2 separate regions of the Mus musculus genome follow, and region 1 is linked to region 2. Evidence: chromatin contacts called from ENCODE Hi-C or POLR2A ChIA-PET data. All regions are on one chromosome and are shown on one strand. Each heading gives the region's core, a stretch centred on a gene start or an enhancer-like site at or near the end of the contact. The rest is flanking DNA. Distances are from core to core; before and after follow the strand shown.

The links. Hi-C counts contacts between places; a loop is a spot of excess contacts on that map. ChIA-PET counts read pairs that join two places held with the same protein, here RNA polymerase II (POLR2A).
Region 1: POLR2A ChIA-PET joins it to region 2 with 63 read pairs in embryonic stem cell. The contact joins the enhancer-like site here to the promoter of Poldip3 in region 2. A Hi-C loop is called at or near these places in 1 of 37 maps with a recorded cell type or tissue (ES-E14). POLR2A ChIA-PET finds 5 or more read pairs at or near these places in 5 of 5 experiments (Patski and embryonic stem cell).

What each region holds. Positions count from the first base shown.
Region 1 is chr15:83,219,169-83,224,716 of GRCm38, forward strand. No RefSeq gene overlaps it. Among named protein-coding and RNA genes, the nearest start is that of A4galt, 30 kb to the right of the region's middle. Within about 2 kb of position 1,498, at least 1 of the 3 ENCODE cell types and tissues checked has a DNase peak (open chromatin) inside an H3K27ac peak, as active enhancers do.
Region 2 is chr15:83,146,288-83,151,544 of GRCm38, forward strand. It overlaps Poldip3 (polymerase (DNA-directed), delta interacting protein 3), which reads right to left and starts at 3,091. Exons shown (of 9, transcript NM_178627.4): 1 at 2,908-3,091. The coding sequence starts at 2,966. Rnu12 (RNA U12, small nuclear) reads left to right here and starts at 3,358; the gene lies at 3,358-3,507.

The DNA.
Region 1 (5,548 bases), core at 248-2,747, 71 kb after region 2:
TGGAGTCAAGATGACACACCCAACTTTGTCCCTACATTGGCTCAGCAACACAACACAGTGTGTACAAATATGCTGCTGTCACCCAAAACCTAGAGGTAGTGTTCTAAGCTAGAGTAGGTGGTTAGTAGGCTGTTGTCTCTGTGACACCAGCCAGATATGACCCAAGAATGGCAGACTGATGATAAGGTAGAAGTTATGACCCCAGCTGGTGGGCAGGACATAAGCACGCTGATTCTGGCTCACAGGTACAGTAAAGTTGGCTGAGCCAGTGTCACACAGCCTGTAGGGTATATATGTAACTTCCATTCTCCTGTAGTAACTGTCTCTGAGGCTTACTGCCTCAGTCTGGCAACCTGGGCCTAGTCCTGGAAACTTCTAGCCTCTGTACAATCTTATCCAGGCCTAGAATGTTTCCAGCCTCTGAGACTTAGTGCTGAATAAGCTCACCCTTTCTAGTTCTTTCTGAACTCTGGCTGGCTGATTCAACTCAGCTGTTCTGGCTCAAAACTCTTCTCCATGATGACTGACTCAATCTGGCTTCTCTCTCAGCCTCTGACTGAAATGCTCTGCTTAGCCTTACACTTACTCTGGCAATCTATTCTAATTTTCTGGTTCTTTCTGGTTCTCTGGCCCATTCTGTCTTCACCTGTGTCTAATTTGTTCTCTCTTCAATCTGCCTCACTAAAACTCTTGATAAAACTGCCTCTCTCCTTTCCTACGTGCTGCCCCTCAAGTAGCTTCCCTTTCCTGCCTCTTCTCTTGAGAGTTGGGCATATCCGATTATGTCAAATCTTTCTCTGATTCATCACTTTGTCTGCCACTCAATTAGACATCACTTTCAAACATGGCTGCTTCCTTCTACAGGTGTGTACTAAGGGCATGTCTGTATTCCAGCCAGAGGGATTAAAGGTGTACACTAAGGATGAACCACACCACAGCTAGAAACAGTTTTTGTTTTTTTTTCCCCAGTAAATAACAAAATCTCGGGTTCACAGTGTGATCAAATATCCTGCAATGGTAGGGGAGTAGGGAAATTTGAGGATCTCTGTGACTTTAATGGATAACAGAGGAAGGCGTCATGGGAGGCAGTTCAGAATCCCACAACTCAGTAGCCAGTGAGTTCAAACTTTTGGAGCAGGCTCTGAGCTGTTTAGTTTAGGCATATCTAAACACAGCACAACTTGGTGACAGACTACCCTTGTGATGATTAACTCAAACAACAGAGCATATCTAGATCTCTTTGAGGAACAAAGTAAATCCATCAGAACTCTTTGAATAGTACACGTGATACCTACCACAAAGATGGGTCCTTCAGATAGGCTGAGAAAAACAAGTTTACAAGAAGGGCCCAGAGAGGGGTCTGGTATGCTCCGGCCACAGGGACTGTGTAAAGGTCACCTGGCTAGAAAGCACATTTGATCCAGCTTTCTGGACAGAAAATAAGTTTTGCATTCCCTTCCTTGAAGGAACACTTCTCTGTGCCTGTAAGCACAGAGGCCTCTGTGTCCCCTACAGGGAGACACCCTGCCAGGGCCACAGAAATGCCCTTTCCAGTTCCGGATGCCTGGGAAGCTGATGGTGTCACCGTAGCCTGAAGCTGCTAGCCTGAAAACCGGGGACACTGGAGCGAGTCCTGCTGTTTGCAGTCCCAGCTTGAGCCTAAAGAGGATAACAGCCAGGGTGGAAGAATGTGGCCCAGCCCTGCCGGAAGAGACCGAAGAGACCGTCTCACCCTGCTCCTCCTTACCACAGGAACCAGGTCATCCTTCTGGCCCTGAAGGCAGGCCTTTGCTACCAGTTGCTAACTTCCCAGGTTTACCCCAAATAATGTTTTATCATTGTTCCCACTTTGCAGCTGTTCTAAACACTGGCCCAAGGGCTCTCCCTCTTCTCCAGGTGTGGCAGTTGCTTCTTGGGAGAGACCACTTCTTTTTCTTCAGCTCTGCCCCTTTCTAATGGCTTGTCTTACTTCTTTTTACTAAGTCCCATATTAAATTCTCTCTTCCTTTTCTGATTTTTTTTTTTGAGACAGGATCTCATGTAGCACAGGCTAGCCTCAAACTTAATACACAGCTGAAGCTGGCCACGAACTTGAGATCCTTCTGCCTCTCCCTCACAAGCGCTGAGCTTTTACTGGGCCTACCTCTGTGCTTTGTGCATTAAATTCTTTGTGATAAAATAATTGGCCAGGTTCCTCACTAGGCATGCTGCTTGTCTTCTGCGACAGTAAGAGAAGCCCCAGGCTGGCTAGTCAGCTTGAGAAAGAGAAAGGTTTGTTTTGCCTCAGAACGGTAGATATTACAATCCATTGCTAGGTAGGTGTTAGACCTCTGGTGGGGTGCTGAATGGCAAGGGAGAGAGCACACTGTTTATTTCATCCCAGTGAGCAAAACAGGAAGGGGCTGGGTCCCACAATCCCCTTTGAGGGCATGCCTCCCCTGACCTAAAATTCTCCCATCAGGCCGAAGCCCTGAGGTTCCACCATTTTCCAGTAATAGACCTTTAAGGGCATTCAACAGTGAATGATACCAGGGACTCTGTTTTATTTATTCAGTTAACGGGGCCTCTTCTACTCATTTAGCAAGCAGTCATGGGTCTTCCCAAGTCAGGGCTCAGGCATGAGAGATCACAGATATATCAGACTTGAGAGCAGAGCTCACAGTCTGATGGTAGAGGCAGTCAACATGCGAGGGAATCAGCCTTAGGTCATTCAGCCTGAGGTTCTCGGTTCCTTTTTCTTCAGTCCCTGTATAGGACGTGGTCATGTTAAATCACCCAGACAGGATGTGAGCAAATTTGGGTCATGCAACTGGATTATGTCCTTAAAGGCATCTGCCTTGAGGCTGGAGAAATGAAGTGCTCAGAGGTTAAGAGCACTGTCTGTTCTTCAGAGGTCCTGAGTTCAATTCCCACCAACCACATGGTGGCTCACAACCATCTGTAATGGGACCTGATACCCTTTTCTGGCCTGCAGGCATACATGCAGGCAGAATGTTGCATACATAATAAACAAATAGATAAATAAATAAATCTTTTTTTTTTTCTTTTAGATATCTGCCTTGGACTCTAGTGTCACCTTTTTGGTTGACTGGAAAGTGGTCATAGCTGAGTCCTCTACAAACCACAGCCCAGGGAGGGCTGAGACATAGCTGGCTCTGGACTGTGTGAGGCAGACATGGTCTTTCTCAAACCACTGGGCTTTTTGTTACTGCAGCTTCCTGAATACTGTCCCCAATCTGTCACGGATGTACATTAGATTCTCATCTGGTGCAGTGGCAGCTGGATGCCTCTGGGGTCTCGCTTACTTCTCTTTGGGTGTTGGAAGCTGATGGAGTTTGTGTTTTGTTGGTGAATTAAGGACATCAGGCCGGGCGTGGTGGCGCATGCCTTTAATCCCAGCACTCGGGAGGCAGAGGCAGGCGGATTTCTGAGTTCGAGGCCAGCCTGGTCTACAGAGTTCCAGCACAGTCAGAGCTATACAGAGAAACCCTGTCTCAAAAAACAACACACACACACACACACACACACACACACACAAGGACATCAGGAACGGCTTCTGGTCTTTACTTCACTGTCACCACCAAATGGCTTTCTCCTGCCCAGGCTCTACTGAAGTGCTTTATGCTGGCTGGCTTTATGATAACTGAACACAAAAGGAACATCATTTTGGAAGAAAAAAACCCTTCAATTGAGAAAATGCCTCTACCAGATTGGCCTGTGAGCCAGCCTGGGTGTATTTTCTTAATTAATGCTATTAAAGGGCTCAGCCTGTTAGGGGTGGGGCCATCCCTGGGCAGGCGGTCACTGGTTCCATAAGAGAGCATGTCGAGCTAGCCATGAGGAGCAAGCCAGTAAGCATCACACTTTCCATGGCCTCTGCATCAGTTCTTGCCTCCAGGTGGTTCCTGCCTTGTTTGAATTCTTGCCCTGACTTCTCTGGATGATGGACTACAAACTGAAAGATGAAATAGACCCTGTCCTCCCCAGGTCACTTTTGGTCATGGTGTTTATCACAGCAAGAGACCCTAAGTAGCTCCTGCTCGCTCCCTCTGCCACCCTGCTCCCGGAGAGATCACACTTGAATCATTGTTGCCCACTCCAGACCTCCACCCTCACAAAATTCCCAGCATGCCTAGCGCCCAACTGGGCCTAAGCAGAGATTTGTAAGATGTCCAGCAAGAAAGCAGACTTCCAGGAACGGGGCCCTCGGTGCTCATCAACCCTTGGCCTCTGTTTAGGCAGTCAGAGGGAGGGCGGTCCGATTTAATATTTAAACAAGAGGCTTAATGTTGATATAGCAGTCAGGGGAAATTAGTTCCCTAGCTAGCCCTGAGCTGCTGGGAAAGACTTTCCTGCTGGCCAGTGCCTGGCTGGCCAGCCTGGAATCTTCACTAGGTGACAGATCCATAGCTTGCCTTGGGCCCCTTATGGGTTCTGTCTCCCTCAGCCATGAACAAAAATATCTATAAGCCAACTAGCCAGTGAGAAACCACAGGGCTGAGGATCTGATTTCACGTCCTGTCCCCGGGACTGGTTCCACCCAGGCAACCCCTCCCTTTCCCATTCTCAGAATCCAGCTGTGTAGCAGCTCTGACCTCTCCCCCAGAAAGCAGCAGCTGGAGGTTGCCAGGGTAACCGCACTCTGGAGGGTTGGGCCAGGGCAGGGGAAAATGCTGGCAGGGTATCTAGAATCAGGCCCTAGCAGAGAGTAGGGTGAGGGGTCCCGCAGGGAGTTGTGTGTGAGGCAGGAGCTGAGGGTCTAGTCTGTGGGTCTGTGGGTGCATTGAAGTTTATACGAATGGCCAGCTCCCAGCCCACACAGCCCCACAAGCCTGCACTTATCTCTAAAATCACATAGGGTCTAGCCCGAACCTCCACTCCCTGATGTGGGAGATGGGATGTTAAAATGAAGGATTTGGGTGCACACAGTGTGGCTCCTTTGCTAGTGGCATCCATGCTGGGAACCAGCATAGCTCAGCTCCTGTTTTTCGAAAAAAAAACAGGAACAAGTCAAAACTGGCCCCAACTCAGAGGCTGGCAGCTGGCAGAGGGCTTTTAAGCTGGACACTAACCAAGACATCCCAGCCCAGGAAGTGCATGAAAGCGGCCAGTGATGGTGGATGCCGAGATTCCCCTCACCGGGCCTCAAAGCGTCTCTCTCATCTAGGAATGAGTCAGCCCTTCACTCCTGTCACCCAGGCCCCGTCTGCCTTTCTGCCAGTTCTCCAGGGTACACTGCTATTTCTGCTGTGCTGTATTTTGGTTGGCAGTTTATGGCAGCTGGAATAAGGTCCAGAGTGGAGTGGCTGGGCAAGACACAGGCTGTTTGGATGAAGGGTGGAAGAAGATGAAGAACCTCTCTGTTCACTTGCTAATTTGGATCTCTGCTTCTAGATATGGCCCAGCTAGGCATGACTTGAGGAAGGTCTGGGACCAGGGCTGCCTCCTGCATCCGTCAGGAAGGCCTGCCCACAGGACCTCAGAGAGGACTCTGCAACTGCTCTATCCACTGTGCGGAGGGGCCATGTGGCCAAGTCTCAGACCGATG
Region 2 (5,257 bases), core at 1,841-4,340:
GCAAAGTGAGTCACCAGGCCAGAGGTAGTCGCTATGCAAACCAACCAATGCCTGAAAGGGTTACTTGCTACACCAATTAGAATAAGCCAGTTACCCTGTTGCTCAAATCTGTCCCTTACAAAGGTATAAAAAGTGTGTTCTTTCTTTGTTCTCGGTCTCTCCTCTGGCCTGCGTGCTAGAGTCCCCAACATGTTGGATCAATAAAAATCCTCATGCGGTTTGCAGCGATGGTGGTCTCTGTGGACTTTGTGAATGAGGGTCTTTTGACAAACTCCAACAGTGTGTGGCAGGTTCACAATCTGTTCTCCCTGAAGCTGTCCCCACTGCTTCACATAAGACTGCACATCCCAAGACACACCAAATAGGTTTTATAGACGGCAGGCATCAGGAACTGAGGGGACCATCTAACGGCAGAGCCTAGTAACAGTTAGCAACCTGTAGGCCTGAGCAGGTTCAGCTATGCTGGACAACCCAGAGCCAACTCCACCCCATTTACCTGAGGGAAGATCTGTGAGAATTGAGAAAACAGCAGAGTGGGGTTAATAAAATGAATGAGTCCCATATTTTGTGTCCACCTAGACTAGCAATTCTCAACCCATCGGTAGAAAGAGACTGCTTTGGAATTGAACCACACTTTCACAGGGATCACCTAAGACCAGGAAAACTGACTCGTTACGACCTGTAATAGTATGAAAACTAGTTATGAAGTAGCAAAGAAAATAATTCATGCGGCTGGAGAGATGGCTCAGTGGTTAAGAGGACTGACTCCTTTTCGGGAGGACCTGAGTTCAATTCCCAGCACCCACATGGTGGCTCACAACCATCTGTAATGGAATCCAACACCCTCTTCTGGTGTGTCTGAAGACAGCAACAGTGCACTCACATAAAGTATAAATAAATCTAAAAAAAAGAAAAGAAAAGAATTCATGGAGGGGGTCACAGCCTAAACAGTTCTCAGCCTTCCACCATCACCAGCCACATCCGCCTTGGAATTGCTTTTGGGAATGTCCATGGTCCTCCCTTGTTGCAGACATGAACCAATATAACTGATGTCTGTGCAAGTTTAACATGAAACTAAAATAACCATGAAGAAGTGCAAATAAAATGTCATGGAGTGTCTGAAACACACTGCTGACCTCTGCAAGAAAACACATATTACAGGCCACCCCAAACTCCTCACTAGTGTGACCTCCTCCCCAGCACCCATGTAATTGGTTTTGTCTTTAAAAACAATGTATCCCCAAGCATGGTCACTAAGTGACTGACTCATGGCCTAGCCATCAATAAAAGGTCTCAAAACTTTTTTTGGTTTTGTTTGTTTGTTTTTTTGAGACAGGGTTTCTCTGTGTAGTCCTGGCTATCCTAGAACTCACTCTGTAGACCAGGCTGGCCTCGAACTCAGAAATCCGCCTGTCTCTGCCTCCCAAGTGCTGGGATTAAAGGCGTGCACCACCACTGCCCCGCTCAAAACTTTTAAATGGCTTAATCATTGTGGGTGTCAATCTCTCTTACGACCCAGAAGACATGTGACAATAAGAGCTGGTGAGCTGGGTGGCACTGAGATTGGAGGGAGCTTGTCTCCTTTCAGTGTAGGAGGCAACAGTGTTTACTAGACACAGGCGTAGGGAAGGATTGGCATAGCTGAGCAGATCAGTGTCTGGGAAAACAGTTCCTTAAAAAAATAAAAAGGTTTATTTATTTTATGTATGTGAGTACACTGTTACTGTCTTCAAACATAGCAGAAGAGAGTACATCAGATCTCATTACAGATGGTTGTGAGCCACCATGCTGCTGGGAATTGAACTCAGGACCTCTGGAAGAGCAGTTGGTGTCTTAACTGCTGAGCCATCTCTCCAGCCCCAGGAAAACAGTTCCTGACACCTACAGCAGTGTATCTATATGCCTGCTGACCACGGGCCGACTTAACCACTTTTTCACCTGCACATTTATAAAAGCTAGAAATGGCTATCGATGTTTAAGAGTATGTTGAGTCTGACTGTCTCACTTAAGACATCAGGGCATACATCCATGAATGCCAATGCCACCCTCTTGGAACTGTTTTGTCTGTCTTTGCCTGAGGCCAACTCAGTTGGGGCACTCGGTGGCCTTGGGAAAGTCTTTCTCTCTGGCTCCAGCTTTCCCGTTTGTGAAATGCGGAATAAAATAGTTAAGCAACAGCGGAGCGCCTGGAGCACCAGCTACTCAAGAGACTGAGGCAGGAGGATGGATTTGAGATCAGGAGTTCCTGGATAACATGGAGGACGCCGGCTCTCAAAACGGAAACAAACTGGCCTGTCATCTCAGCCCTTGAGAAACGGGAGGAGGAGGGAGACTCTTGGCGTTTTAAGGCCAGCCTCGGAGACGCAGCGAGTTCGAGGCTCGCTCCGGCTATGTGAAAGCCGGCCTCAAGAGAAAACAAAACGATCAGACAACCATTACAGATATCACAGTGAAAGGAACAAGGCGTCTCGCCTATGAAAGAGCTCTTTGCTTAAAACGGGTCGGGCTAAGCACCGTGGCATAGGAGAACCAGCAGAACTGGCCATAAACAGCTCTGGGCTGGCGGCTCCTCCGCTCAACTTCCGCCCTCTTAACTCCCAGGACCTAAAGGCCGAGCGGAGACGGCGCCACCGTGGTCCCCCCGGACCCGATCCTCCGGGGAGCAAGGCCCTGGCCCGCCCAGCCCTCGGCTCGCCTGCGATCGGGCCTCCCGGGCCTCCCGGGCCCAGCAGCCAGTGGACCGACCAGCAGCTGGGCCCGCGCGGCCGGGCCAATAAGGAGCGCGGCGGACGCAGGGGGCGGGCGCAAGCGGCGTCGCCCCCCGGAGCCGCTCCCTCCTCCGCCCCCGAACCCCAAGAAGCAGCGAGGCCCCTACGAGCCTCGAGGAAAAGGGAAAGGGCCGCTCACCGTCCCTTGGCCGCCGTCCCGCGCTTCCGGATGAGCTCGTCCAGCGAGAGATCGGCCATCTTGCGGCGCGCAGCTAGCGGAGAACGGAGGAGAAGCCGACTGCGGCGAGCCCGCCCCGCGGCCGGAGTCAAGAGCGGCTTCCGGCAACCCGGACGGCCAACTCTCGCGACAGCTCAAACGAAAAGCTCGAGACGGAAGGGGTGGAGCCTCTCTCCCCGTGAGCCTTTGCGGTGCTCGCTTCTAATTTGCATGGAGGAGTCCGGAGCCTTATGGGCTCTCTCTCCCCCCTCCTCCTTTTGCTAATGAGGAATTAGAATTATATCGATCATAAACCATTAAAAAGCATTATCAAGAGGACAAGTCTTTTAGTCATACAGCCGATCGGACACTCACCATACTTGTAATGAGAATATAATTTCTTACCCCTGAGGAACGTAGACACGTTCCTCATGCCTTAAACTTATGAGTAAGGAAAATAACGATTCGGGGTGACGCCCGAGTCCTCACTGCTTATGTGAGAAGAATTTTTGAGCGGGTATAGGTTGCAATCTGAGGCGACCCGCCTACTTTGCGGGATGCCTGGGTGACGCGATCTGCCCGACCCCCTAATTCTACAAGAATAGAAAGCTTAGCAGCTCCTCTGAATGGTTGCTCTCAGGTGCTAGTGGTTGCAAGTCGTATGTTGATGCCTGCCTTTGCCCTACCTGGTGTGTGAGCGTGAGCGCGCCCCACCTCTCCAGCCTCTCTCTTACTGTTTTTCAGACAAGATGGGACTGTTGTTCTCCTACTGCTATGTACCTCAATTTCAATTGATCATGCCTGGACATAACTGCCCATGTTGTAAGGTCGTCTACGTTGTAAGGTCGTGCTCAGTTTCTGATGCCTAGACTAGTCACCTTTCCGTTTGCCTCCTGACTGTGTAAATGAGGCAAATGAAGGTGGTCTCTTAACTGACATGTTAGTGTTTGACCTATGGGATAGTTTCTCATTGTTGAGACAGAATTTCTAGAAGCTGGTCCGCTGAGCGGCTAAGAGCACTTGCTGATATTGCAAAGGATCTACCTGGGTTTGGTTCTCAGCACTCACATGGAAGTTCACATGTAACTCCAGTGCCAGGAGATTCAATGCCTTCTTGACCTCCCAGGCTATTGCATACATATACATACATACATACATACATACATACATACATACATATATGTGTATACAGGCAAAACACTCATAAACATAAAAATAGATAATTTTTTCAAAAATAAAAACATGATGCTCTTGGGTCAGTTTCTCATGTTCCCTTGAAAATGTACATGTTGGGGCTGGTGAGATGGCTCAGTGGGTAAGAGCACCCGACTGCTCTTCCGCAGGTCCAGAGTTCAAATCCCAGCAACCACATGGTGGCTCACAACCATCCGCAACAAGATCTGACTCCCTCTTCTGGAGTGTCTGAAGACAGCTACAGTGTACTTACATATATTAATAAAATAAATCTAAAAAAAAAAAAAAAACTATCTGCCATATGGAACATTTAAAAAAAATGTACATGTTATGAAAGGAAGGCCTTCCTAAGAGACAAGAATCAGTTTCCCACAAGAATATTCACGAGCTTGGCTCAGGAATCCCAGGCTACTAGTTTGAAATGCCCTATGACTGAGGCTTTGGCAAAGTGGGGACTTTGATCAACCTGGACTGCCCCCATTCTCAGGACATAGACTCTACAACTGGAACCCCATCCCTGCTGCCAGGGCCTGAACTACAGGTCCACTACCGGGTCAGCCATTAAAAAACAAAACAAAACAGAGCATCAGGGTTCAATGGAAGGCTTGGCAGGATCCAGGAAAACCCTAAGGTTCAGCATCCGATACTGGAGAAGCATCCTGGTCCTGGTGGTAGAACTGCGAGTGGGTCTAGACTTGATCTCTTTAAGTAGAGAACACCAGCATACAACACACTCGTACCTCTACGTGCACACGAGGAAGAGAATCCCAGGGTGGGTAAAGGTTTAACCTCACTGCTGGGGCCAAGTTGAGCTATGCAGAATATAGGAACAGGCCAGAGGGGTCTTGCCTATAAGGTCCTAACTCCTCTAACAGTGAAGTTGTTAAAATGTTTTCCTTCAGTACATGGGACTATAAGGAAATTATCTGTAATGGCTGGTCCTGGTTGTCAACTTGACTCTATCTGGAATGAACTACAATCCAGAATTGGAGGGCTCACCTGTGATCCAGATCTTGAGGCTGGGAGATACAAGTTTCTGACTTGGATCTTGGCATGGAGATCTTGAGGCATAGTGGCTATGAATCCCAGGAGACTAAGGCAAAGAGATCTCTGAGTTCAAGGTCAGCCTGGGACAAAA